Regions from separate parts of the Homo sapiens genome. Here region 2 is linked to region 1. A link is an interaction called in ENCODE POLR2A ChIA-PET data of the cell type or tissue named here. Cell type or tissue: OCI-LY7. All regions are shown on one strand. Each heading gives the region's core, and the rest is flanking DNA. Links, peaks and the distances in the headings are about the cores only.

Region 1 (5,357 bases), core at 1-5,000:
CTTTGTCTCCTAGGCTTCAATGCATTGCCACAGTCATAGGTCACTGCAGGCTCAAACTCCTGGGCTCAAGCAATCCCCCTGCCTCAGCCTCCTGAGTAGCTAGGACTGCAGGTGCATGCCACTGTGCCTGGCTAATTTTTTAATTCTTTTGTAGAGACGGGGTCTCACTTTGTTGTCTAGGCTGGACAAAATTTTTAAAAAGTTCTTTAAAGAATCACTTAGTTTCAAAGCTGGTGGGCCTGTTGAATTCTAAACTCTGTTTCTCTGTTGCCACATAGGTCGTGACACCTCAGCTGGTAACCAGAAATATTAACTATCCTTTGTGAATAGCCTATAAACCATACTGTTGTTTATACGCATGGGAACTTCTGCAAGTGATTTGGTTGTGTTGTTGTTTTTACTTTGGTTAAATTTTAAATCTATTTTCTATTCCGTAACATTGCCATCCAAGAAGCCATTAAATATGATAAATACTGAAAAGAAGATCTGACATTTCTGTTAATTTAGCAGCAAACATGCTGGAAATATTAGAACTAATGCTGAGAAAATAAAAGAGCAGTATTAAAATAGGAGGACTTTTATTTTTAAAATGAAAAACTTCTGACAACCTGGCTCTAAAATTGCAAACATTCAAATGCATTCCTAAGCTGTGCTGTCATCTGTGTTAAAATAGAAAACAGGCTGGGTGTGGTAGCTCATGCCTGTCTGTAATCCCAGCACTTGGGAGGCTGAGGCAGGAGGGTTGCTTGAGACCAGGAGTTCAAGACCCAGTCTGGACAACATAGCGAGATCCCCGTCTCTATAAAAAAATTTAAGCCAGGAATGGTGGTGTGTGCATGTAGTTCTAGCTAGTCAGGAGGCTGAGGCAGGAGAATCCCTTGAGCCTAGGCATTCGAGGCTTCAGTGAGTTACGATTGGGCCATTGTACTTCAGCCTGAGAAACAGTGAGACTCAGTCTCTAAAAATAATTAAAATAGGAAATATTTTTGATATTTTGGAAGGAGGTGATACTGATACAAAATGGTTTACTAGTAATATTTTGTGTTTTAAAAGCATAAACACAGATTTTATTATAATTATTGTGGTTTAAAAGTATGCCTGCAAAAAGAAATATAGCACAGTAGTTGTATTTCAAGCCATCTTTACAATGTTTCCTATGATAAGAAAATAGCTTTGCATTAGGCAGGGTTTGAATTATGTTTTAAGGAATGAATTCCACCCATAAAATATAACCCACTCCATATTCTATAATTTATTGTTTGCCATGTTCCATGCTGCATTTCCTTAACCATCCTGAATTAATGAGTCATTATTGCATGCATTTCTAAGTGCTAGTGCACCAAGAGTTTAATACAGGCTTAAACAATAGTTATTTGTTCTATTCCTCTTTTTTTTTTTTTTTTTTTTTTTGAGATAGGGCCTTGCTCTGATGCCCAGCCTGGAGTGCAGTGGCATGATCTTGGCTCACTGCAACCTCCGCCTCCAGGGTTCAAGTGATTCTCTTGCCTCAGCCTCCCAAGTAGCTGAGACTGCAGGTGCGCTGGGGACTACAGTCGTGCCCCACCACACCTGGCTAATTTCTGTATTTTTAGTTGAGGCGGAGTTTCACCATGTTGGCAGGCTGGTCTCGAACTTCTGGCCTCAAGTGATCTGCCCGCCTCAGCCTCCCAAAGTGCTGAGATTACAGCATGAGCCACGATGCCTGGCCCTGTTCTGTTTCTCTTATAGGAATATAGGAGTTGTGCAATCACAAACAAATGAAATGAAGATTTGAGTTAGTTCTCTAAAAATGAAAACGTTTTCCTTATTCACTTATAAGACCGTTTAGTGCTGAATGTGAGATGTTGAAATCACTAGAGGGCAGCACGTTTTATCTACATGTTGGATGCCTGTGACTCAGGTGCCATTCTGTGTTGCTACTTGTAGCACTGGGAGTTAAATATAAGTCAACACTTGCTGGCAGGCTTTGTATGCACCTGGTACTGTAACTCAGAATGAGAAAGAACGTGGAAGTTATGCAGAGAAGACATGAAATAACATTACTGTAAATTTCCATTATTGTGCAAGTTCTTCTAGCTAAAAGTATCTGGAAGTGTTATGTTTATGTTTATTTGTAGCTTCTATTTTCAGAGATTGTTAAATTATAATTGATAAACTTTTTTTTTGTAACTTCTGAAGGCTTAACGAAAACCTCCAATATGATTTCAATTATACATAGTATAACTTAGTAATTAAGAATATGGGCTTTGGAGTCAAACAAGCATGGGTTCAAATCCTGGCTCTACCCCTCTTGCTAGCCGAGACATTAAGCAAGCCTTGACTTTGCTTAGACTCAGCTTTTTCATCTGTAATGTGTAGGAGTATATTAGGATCAACTTCATAAAACTGTGAGGATTAAGTGAGATTACATAACATATTTAGCATAGGCACATGGTAAACACTTATCTATTCATTATTATAATTATAGTCTAGCAGTTTAAAGAGGCCTGTTCTAAGCTGGTTTAAAAATTTCATAGTTATAGATAGGAGGATGTCACATGTTCATAAGTTGTTTTACAATGATATTGTTAGTCAATTCTGCAGACAACATTCTTTTTTTCTGGGAATTAATTTGATTTTTCTCATAGTAATATAAATTTGTATTTAATGAAACAAGGTAAGCCATGTTTAAACTTATTTTTTGGTAAAGTAAAAAAAGGTGCTTTTTATAAATCTACCTTTTTCCGGGTTAGAAATTATCTGAAGGGTTTGAAAAAATAATTATTCTAGATGTAGCTAAGATTACTGATTTTCCCTCATCTCTGACCTTGTCATGCGTAGGAGGAAAATAAAAAATGATAATGGATATACTGCCTCTTGCTGGCATATCCTATTATTATTAATTATTATTATTATTTGAGACAGGGTCTTGCTCTGTTGCTTGGGCTAGAATTCAATGGTGCGATCATGGCTCACCACAGCCTCAACTTCCTGGGTCCAAGTGATTCTCCCATTTCAGCTTCCTGAGTACCTGGGACTACAGGCGTGAACTACCATGACTAGCTAATTTTTTAATTTTTTGTAGAGACAGGATCTCACTATGTTGCCAGGCTGGTCTCGAGCTCCTGGGCTCAGGCAGTCCTTCTTCCTTGGCATCCCAAAGTGCTGGGATTACAGACATGAGCCACCATGCCAGGTCTGGATTCTGAATAAATTAAGAACACAAAAAGAGCCTTTTTTTTTTTCTGAGATGGAGTCTTGTTCTGTTGCCCAGGCTGGAGTGCAGTGGCACATTCTTGGCTCACTGCAACCTCTGCCTCCTGGGTTCAAGTGATTCTCCTGCCTCAGCCTCCCGAGTAACTGGGATTAAAAGCGCCCGCCAGCACGCCCAGCTAATTTTTTTGTATATTTAGCTGAAATGGGATTTCACCATGTTGGCCAGGCTGGTCTCAAGCTCCTGACCTCAGGTGATCCACTCAGCTGGGCCTCCCAAAGTGCTGGAATTACAGGCATGAGCCACTGCACCTGGCCAAAAAGAGCCTTTTTTTTTTGAGATGGTGTTTTGCTCTGTGGCCCAGCTGGAGTGCAGTGGCACGATCTCCGCTCACTGCCTCCTGAGTTCAAGTGATTCTCCTGTCTTAGCCTCCCGACTACCACGCCTGACCTAAACTTTTTTTCTTAATAGCCAGATTGGACAATGTGTTAAGGATTTTTACAACTTCTTCCTTTCCCCTCAAAAAAATTCTCTGGAAGCTGGGTGTGTTGACTCACGCCTGTAGTCTCAGCTACTTGGGAGGCTGAGTGGGGAGGGTTGCTTGAGTCTTGGAAATCGAGGCCGCAGTGAGCTATGATCACACCACCGCACTCCAGCTTGGGTGACAGAGTGAGACCCTGTCTCAAAAAATAAAATAAAATAAAATAAAAAATTATCTGGAGAAGAGAATACAGAGCAAATTAACAACATACTTACCCAGCCAGCTGCGTAGAGATTCCCTGCCTGCCTTACAATTTCTGCCAACACTTTGTCCAGCTCAGAAGGAGTGAGATCCAGAGCAAAAGTGAGGATGGGTTTGCAGACCCTGACCTTTCTCTAGAAAGTCTGCGAAGGAGAGTGAACTAGTACACACCAAGAACTAGTGAACATTAATTTTATCTTATTTTCCTCTACCTGGTTAATTGCATGCAGGTTCTCAGCATTAGCCAAGTTACTCTTCCCATGGGGAGGAGCAATTGAAGAGGTGAAGGGAGCAACTTAAAATGTAAAACCAGAATAGCTGCTTCTTGGAGATTGGAGTGGAAGTCCTATATGAAATATGAAGGTGGGATACAAAAATTAGCTGGGTGTGGTGGTGTGCATCTGTGGTCCCAGCTACTTGGGAGGCTGAGGTAGGAGTATAGCTTGAACCCAGGAGGAGGAGGCTGCAGTGAACCAAGATTGGGCCACTGCACTCCAGCCTGGGCAACAGAGTGAGACTTTGTCTTATAAATAAATAAATAAATAAATAAAGGTGGGTGGGGAGGTTTAATGGTTTCCTTTGTGACATTGATTACTCTTGACAATACATTATAATTATTTATGTACATATCCAGTGTGTTATGCTAAACCTTAAACTCCTTGTGGGCAGAAGACATACTTAATTCTATTCAGTGTCTGAAACTGGTTTGAATGTAGTATAGATAGTAGTAGGTCTGTGGGTCTTCTATGATGTTTATCAGAATCACCTTCATAGGTTTTGCTCTAGACCTACTGAAATTGAAACTTTGGGGTTGGGACATGAAGCTTTGGGTTTGTATTTCCTAGTTCAGCAGGTGATTCTCATGTGCATTTCTGCTTACGAGGCCCTGCAGGTAATATCTGAATGATAGATATTTGGATGGATAGACAAGATGGGTATCATTAAGGTTTTTTGCAATAAATTTAAGTAAATGGTATAATTTCAGCTTATTAAATACAGAACTTTATTTTTAGTGAAGTAGAAATTTAAAACTAATTTTTTAAGTACATGAGGAAAATATAATGTATGGTTCATGTGTATTTTATTTTAAGCCTCAAATATATAAAGTACTACTGCCAGTAAGTCTGTTTGTCTTTTTGTTTTTTCTTTTTAAAAATTTGAAGCAGGGTCTCACTCTGTCACCCAGGCTGGAGTGCAGTGGTGTGACCATAGCTTACTATAGCCTTGAACTATTGGGCTCAAGGGATCCTCCCACCTCAGCCTTCCAAGTAGCTGGGACTACAGGCATGTGCCACACCACCCAGCTAATTTTTTTTGTATTTTTTGTAGACATGGGAGTCTTCCTGTATTTCACAGGCTGGGCTCGAACTCCTGGGCTCAAGTGGTCGTCCTGCCTCAGCCTCCCAAAGTGCTGGGATTACA
Region 2 (5,381 bases), core at 41-5,040, 52 kb before region 1:
TCTGCATGTGGCTCACTCCTAGATGCTGGCTCTTTTCTTGTCCCTTTTGTATGTTCCTCAATGACTGTCTCCTTTGCTGGGGACCTCTTACTGTTTCATTCCCCAATCCTGGACAAAAAAACCTGTGGCTGAACATTTAGATGGTCAATTTAAACCTGGTTTGAAGATACAACCTTCTAATATAATTCAAGCCTGGCTACATTCTGTGACACTCACATGGTCCACAGGAAAATTTTTCTTGCAAAGTTGCAAGTACAGGCCCCTTCTGTTGTAGGCCTCTCTCTCTCTCTGTTCTGCCATCAAAGGCTTCTCTAGATAGCCTATTGCTTTTAGACTTTTCCAGGTAACATAAATCCAGGGCACAGAGTCAACCTGTCTGAATTTCTTAAAGTTCCTTTACTTGGCTTGAGGTGGAGATGGCGTGGGATAAGCACTCTCTTCTTCCCACTCCTGGGGAAGGGGAACAAAAATGCACAGCACTCCAGAAAACTGTCTCCCAGGCTTTTTTTTTTTTTTTTTGAGACAGGGTCTGGCTCTGTCACCCAGGCTGGAGTACAGTAGCACGATCTTGGATCACTGCAACCTCCATCTCCTGGGCTCATGCCATCACCCTCCCATGTCATCCTCCCACCGCAACCTCCCGAGTAGCTGACACTACAGGTGTGCCCAGCCACACCCAGCTAGTTTTTGCATTTTTACAGAGACTGGTTTTCATCATGTTGCCCAAGCTGGTCTTGAACTCCTGGGCTCAAAGTGATCCACCTGCCTCAGCCTCCCAAAGTGCTGGGACTACAGGCATGAGCCACCAAGCCTGGCCCTTCCAGGCATGTTTATTCTACAACCTTCTTTCATCAATCCTGACATATCATTCCTGGGAGGTGTGTGAGAACTGAGGATTGCTAAACTGGCTTCACAGTCTTCCAGCATGTCCTATGGGGATGGTCTGGCATCCTCTTTTAGAATGCTCAGGGTACTTCACATTTATTTTTCTCAGCTTTGGAGCCTCTGTTAAAAGACGCACTGAAGGGTCTCATTTAATATGCCATATATCTTAGAAATATGTGCCAGGATTGTTCTATGTTCTTTTTTTTTTTTTTTAAGGTGTGCACTTTTATTCAACTGGTCTCAAGTCAGTATACAGGTAAGCCCTGGCTGCCTCCACTCACTCCCAGGGAAACCAAAAGCCTTCATCATACATCTCAAGTTGGGGGACACAAAAGGGGGCCACAAAGGCTGATCATTCAAAATAAAACAAAATAAAAAAGTATTAAGGCAAAGATTAAAAAAATTTTGCGGCGGGGCACGGTGGCTCACACCTGTAATCCCAGCACTTTGGGAGGCTGAGGCAGGCAGATCACAAGGTCAGGAGATCAAGACCATCCTGGCTAACACAGTGAAACCCCATCTCTACTAAAAATACAAAAAATTAGCCGAGCGTGGTGGCAGGCGCCTGTAGTCCCAGCTACTCGGGAGGCTGAGGCAGGAGAAGGGCGTGAACCCAAGCGACGGAGCTTGCAGTGCGCCAAGATTGCACCACTGCACTCCAGTATCGGCCACAGAGCGAGACTCCATTTCAAAAAAAAAATTTGCATTACATAATTTACATGATAGCAATGCTGTCACCTCCCCTGTGTGGACTCAGGAGAGGACTGGGCCGTTCTCCTTAGAGAGAAGTGGGGTGACTTTTAGGAGGGCAAGGGACTTCCTGTAACAATGCATCTCACGATATTTGGAATGACTATTAAAAAAAAGAACAATGTACAATCAAAGTCCTGGGCCACACTGTAGAACTTTGGGGGATGCTCACTTGCTCACTCCAACTGACTACTCTCACCTTCACCGTTCCAGTTTTAAAATACTGAGTCAAGACACCCCCTCAAAAAAAAAATAAAAATAAAAAAAGTCATGCCAATCTCATCTTGTTTTCCATGCAAGTTAGCTTTTGTCAAGAAAGGGTGTAATGCAACTAAGTAAAAGTCTGCTTAGAAGCATTTGCGGTGGACAACGGAGGGGCTGGAGGGGCTGGACTAATTGTATTCCTGCTTGCTGATCCACATCTGCTGGAAGGTGGACAGCAAGGCCAGGATGGAGCCACTGATCCACATGGAGTATCTACTCTCGGGAGGAGCAATGATCTTGATCTCCATCGTGCTGGGCCCCAGGGTGGTGATCGCCTTCTGCATCCTGTCAGCGATGCCAGGGTACATGGTAGTGCCGCCAGACAGCACTGTGTTGGCGTAGAGGTCTTTGCATATGTGCACATCACACTTCATGATGGAGTTGAAGGTAGTTTCTTGGATGCCACAGGATTCCATGCCCAGGAAGGAAGACTGGAAGAGCACCTTGGGGCAGTGGAACCGCTCCTTGCCGATAGTGATGACCTGGCTGTTGGGCAGCTAGTAGCTCTTCTCCAGGGAGGAGCTGGAGGCCACCGTGGCCATCTCCTGATCCAAGTCCAGGGTGACGTAGCACAGCTTCTCCTTGATGCCATGCACGATTTCCCACTGGGCGGTGGTGGTGAAGCTGTAGCGGCGCTCCACGAGGATCTTTATGAGGTAATCAGTCAGGTCCTGGTCAGCCAGGTCCAGAAACAGGGTGGCCTGGAGGAGGGCCTACCCCTCGTAGATGGGCACAGTGTGGGTGACCCTGTCGCTGGAGTCCATCACGATGTGGCCAGAAGCGTACAGGGACAGCATGGCCTGGATGGCCATGTACATGGCTGGGGTGTTGAAGGTCTCAAACATGATATGGGTCATCTTCTCGTGATTGGCCTTGGAGTTCAGGGGGGCCTCAGTCGGCACTACGGGTGCTCCTTGGAGCCACACGCGGCTCGTTGTAGAAGTTGTGGTGCCAGATCTTCTCCATGTCATCCCAGTTGGTGATGATGCTGTGCTCTATGGGGTACTTCAGGGTCAGGATACCTCTCTTGCTCTGGGCCTCATCACCCTCGTAGGAGTCCTTTTGACCCATGCCCACCATCACACAGATGTGGAAGGGCAGCGGAGCTCTGTGCTCGCGGGGTGGACGCGGTCTTAGCAGTCTGTTCTACATTCTTAACCTTTTTTTTTTATGGACCTCTTGGCTTTCTGGTAGAGTCTGGGACCCCCTTTTCAAAGTAATGCTTCTATGTGCATAAAACAAATACATGGGATTACAAGGCAAACCAACTATATTGAAATACAGTTGCCTCCTTGGATCCTATGGAGGTCCAAGTACTCAAGTGAAAAATTTCCATAAGAGCTGGGTGCGTTGGCTCACACCTGTAATCCTAGCATTTTGGGAGGCCAAGGCAGGCGTACTGCCTGAGTTCAGGAGTCTGAGAACAGCTCAGGCAACACAGTGAAACCCTGTCTCTACTAAAATACAAAAAATTAGCTTGGCATGGCAGCATGCGCCTGTAGTCTCAGCTACTTGGGAGGCTGAGGCAGGAGAATTGCTTGAACCCGGGAGGTGGAGGTCGCAGTGAGCCGAGATCGTGCCACTGCATTCCACCCTGGGCAACAGAGCGAGACTTCGTCTCCAAAAAAAAAAAATTTTCCATAAGATTCTTAGTTCTTTCTAAGCATTACTATATTTGTCTTTCTTTTTCTTTTTATTTTTTGAGACAGAGTCCTGCTCTGTTGCCTAGGCTGGAGAGCAGCGGCGTGATCTTGGCTCACTGCAACCTCTGCCTCCTGGATTCAAACGATTCTCCTACCTCAGCCTCCCGAGTAGCTGGAATTACAGGCACGCACCACCACATCTGGCTAATTTTGTATTTTTAGTACAGATGGGGTTTCACCATGTTGACCAGACTGGTCTCGAGCTCCTAACCTCAAATGATCTGCTCACCTCGGCCTCCAGGTGTGAGCCACAGTGCCAGGCCTATATTTGTCTTTCTAACATGCCAGGAGGAAATTGAGACATGAAAAGGGTAAGTACCTTGCTGAAGACCACTGTGACATAAAAAATACATATTTGGGCCAGGCACTGTGTCTCACACCTATAATCCCAACATTTTGGGAGGCTGAGGTGGGAGGATCACTTGAGCCCAGGAGTTTGAGACCAGGCCCTGGCAACATAGGGAGACATTGTCTCTACTAAAATTTTAAAAATTAACTGGGCATGGTGGCAAGTGCCTGTAGTCCTGGCCACTCAGAAGACTGAAGCAGGAAGATCACTTGAGCCCAGGAGTTCTAGGCTGCAGTGAGCTATGATCACACTACTTCAGTGCAGCCTGGGCAATAAAGTGAGATCCTGTATCAAAGCAAGAAAGAAAGAAAGAGAGAAAGAGACAAAGAAAGAAAGAAGGAAGGAAGGAAGGAAGGAAGGAAGGAAGGAAGGAAGGAAGGCGGGCGGGCAGGCAGGCAGGCAAACGAGACAGACAGAAGGAAAAGAAACAAAGAAAGAAAAGATATATATTTGCTCTCTGTCCCCAGTCCTGACACAGAGCTCCTAAATCTCTTGGAATTTCCCGGTTGATAGGAGTGTCTTTTTTTCTAATATTCTTGTTGGGCTCCTGGATAGCTTCAGGATAGGGGCTGGTCACCAGCAAATTCAAGCTATGATTAGAAGCTTAAAAATGTTGGCCCCATACCTACCCTATCCTCTGTGGAGGAGAGAGTAGTTGAAGATTGAGTTAATAATCAATTATGGTTACATTGTCAGAGGGTTCAAACCAGAGCGACTCCGTTTTGAGTGCGGGCTAGGAAAATGAGGCTGGGACTTGCTGGGCTGCATTCCCAGAAAGTTAGGCATTTCTAGCTTCTAAACATTTACAGTTAAGGGAACAGATTGATAATGTTTACTAAACAGACCCAGACTTGGGAGTGTCCTGATGTCCCTGATACCTTGAGAGCAAAAGCATTCCTAATTTTGCTTTAAAGATAATAATATTAATTCTTGCAAAATATGGTAATTAAGAAAATTAATCTTTTACCACAAACCCTCGTAGCAGAGCACATCTTCCCATGATCTTTTTTTTTTTAACTCCTCTATAAATGAATATTGTACCTAGAGTGGATGCATTCCTCTTCTTCCTTTTGGGAACGCCCTACTCTGTCTATAGAGTAAGTGGACATTCACCACTTCACTGTCTTAAACTTGCTTTTGCTTTGGACTGTGGACTTGCCCTGAATTCTTTCTTGTGCGAAATCCAAGCACCCTCTCTTGGGATCTGGATTGGTACCCCTTTCTGGTAACAACATTATGAAGCCTCCACAGAAATCCCTGAAGTACGGGGTTCTAAGAGCTTCTGAGTTGGTGAACACATCCATATCCCAAAAAGGTCATACACCCTGATTCCATGGGGACAGAAGTTCCTGCACTTAGGATCCTTCCAGATCTTGTTTTATGTACCTCTTCATCCGGCTGTTCATCTGTATCCTTTGTAATATCTTCTG

What was found. Peaks named below come from ENCODE experiments on the same cell type or tissue, not always from the same donor. Only the 100,000 strongest peaks of a DNase experiment are listed, where the experiment ranks them.
Region 2: POLR2A ChIA-PET joins it to region 1 with 37 read pairs; 5 of 35 experiments call an interaction of 5 or more read pairs at or near these places.

The regions. Positions count from the first base shown.
Region 1 is chr1:77,823,597-77,828,953 of GRCh38, forward strand. All of the region lies in intron 7 of MIGA1 (mitoguardin 1), which reads left to right. Among named protein-coding and RNA genes, the nearest start is that of MIGA1, 47 kb to the left of the region's middle. In OCI-LY7, for the core only: a CTCF peak has its summit at 1,857 (motif pointing right); DNase peaks (open chromatin) are centred at 1,585 and 1,895; H3K27ac peaks cover 2,134 bases.
Region 2 is chr1:77,771,883-77,777,263 of GRCh38, forward strand. It overlaps the pseudogene ACTG1P21. Among named protein-coding and RNA genes, the nearest start is that of MIGA1, 5.1 kb to the right of the region's middle. RefSeq lists an enhancer at 3,755-4,279. In OCI-LY7, for the core only: no CTCF peak of the experiment used is centred there; no DNase peak of the experiment used is centred there.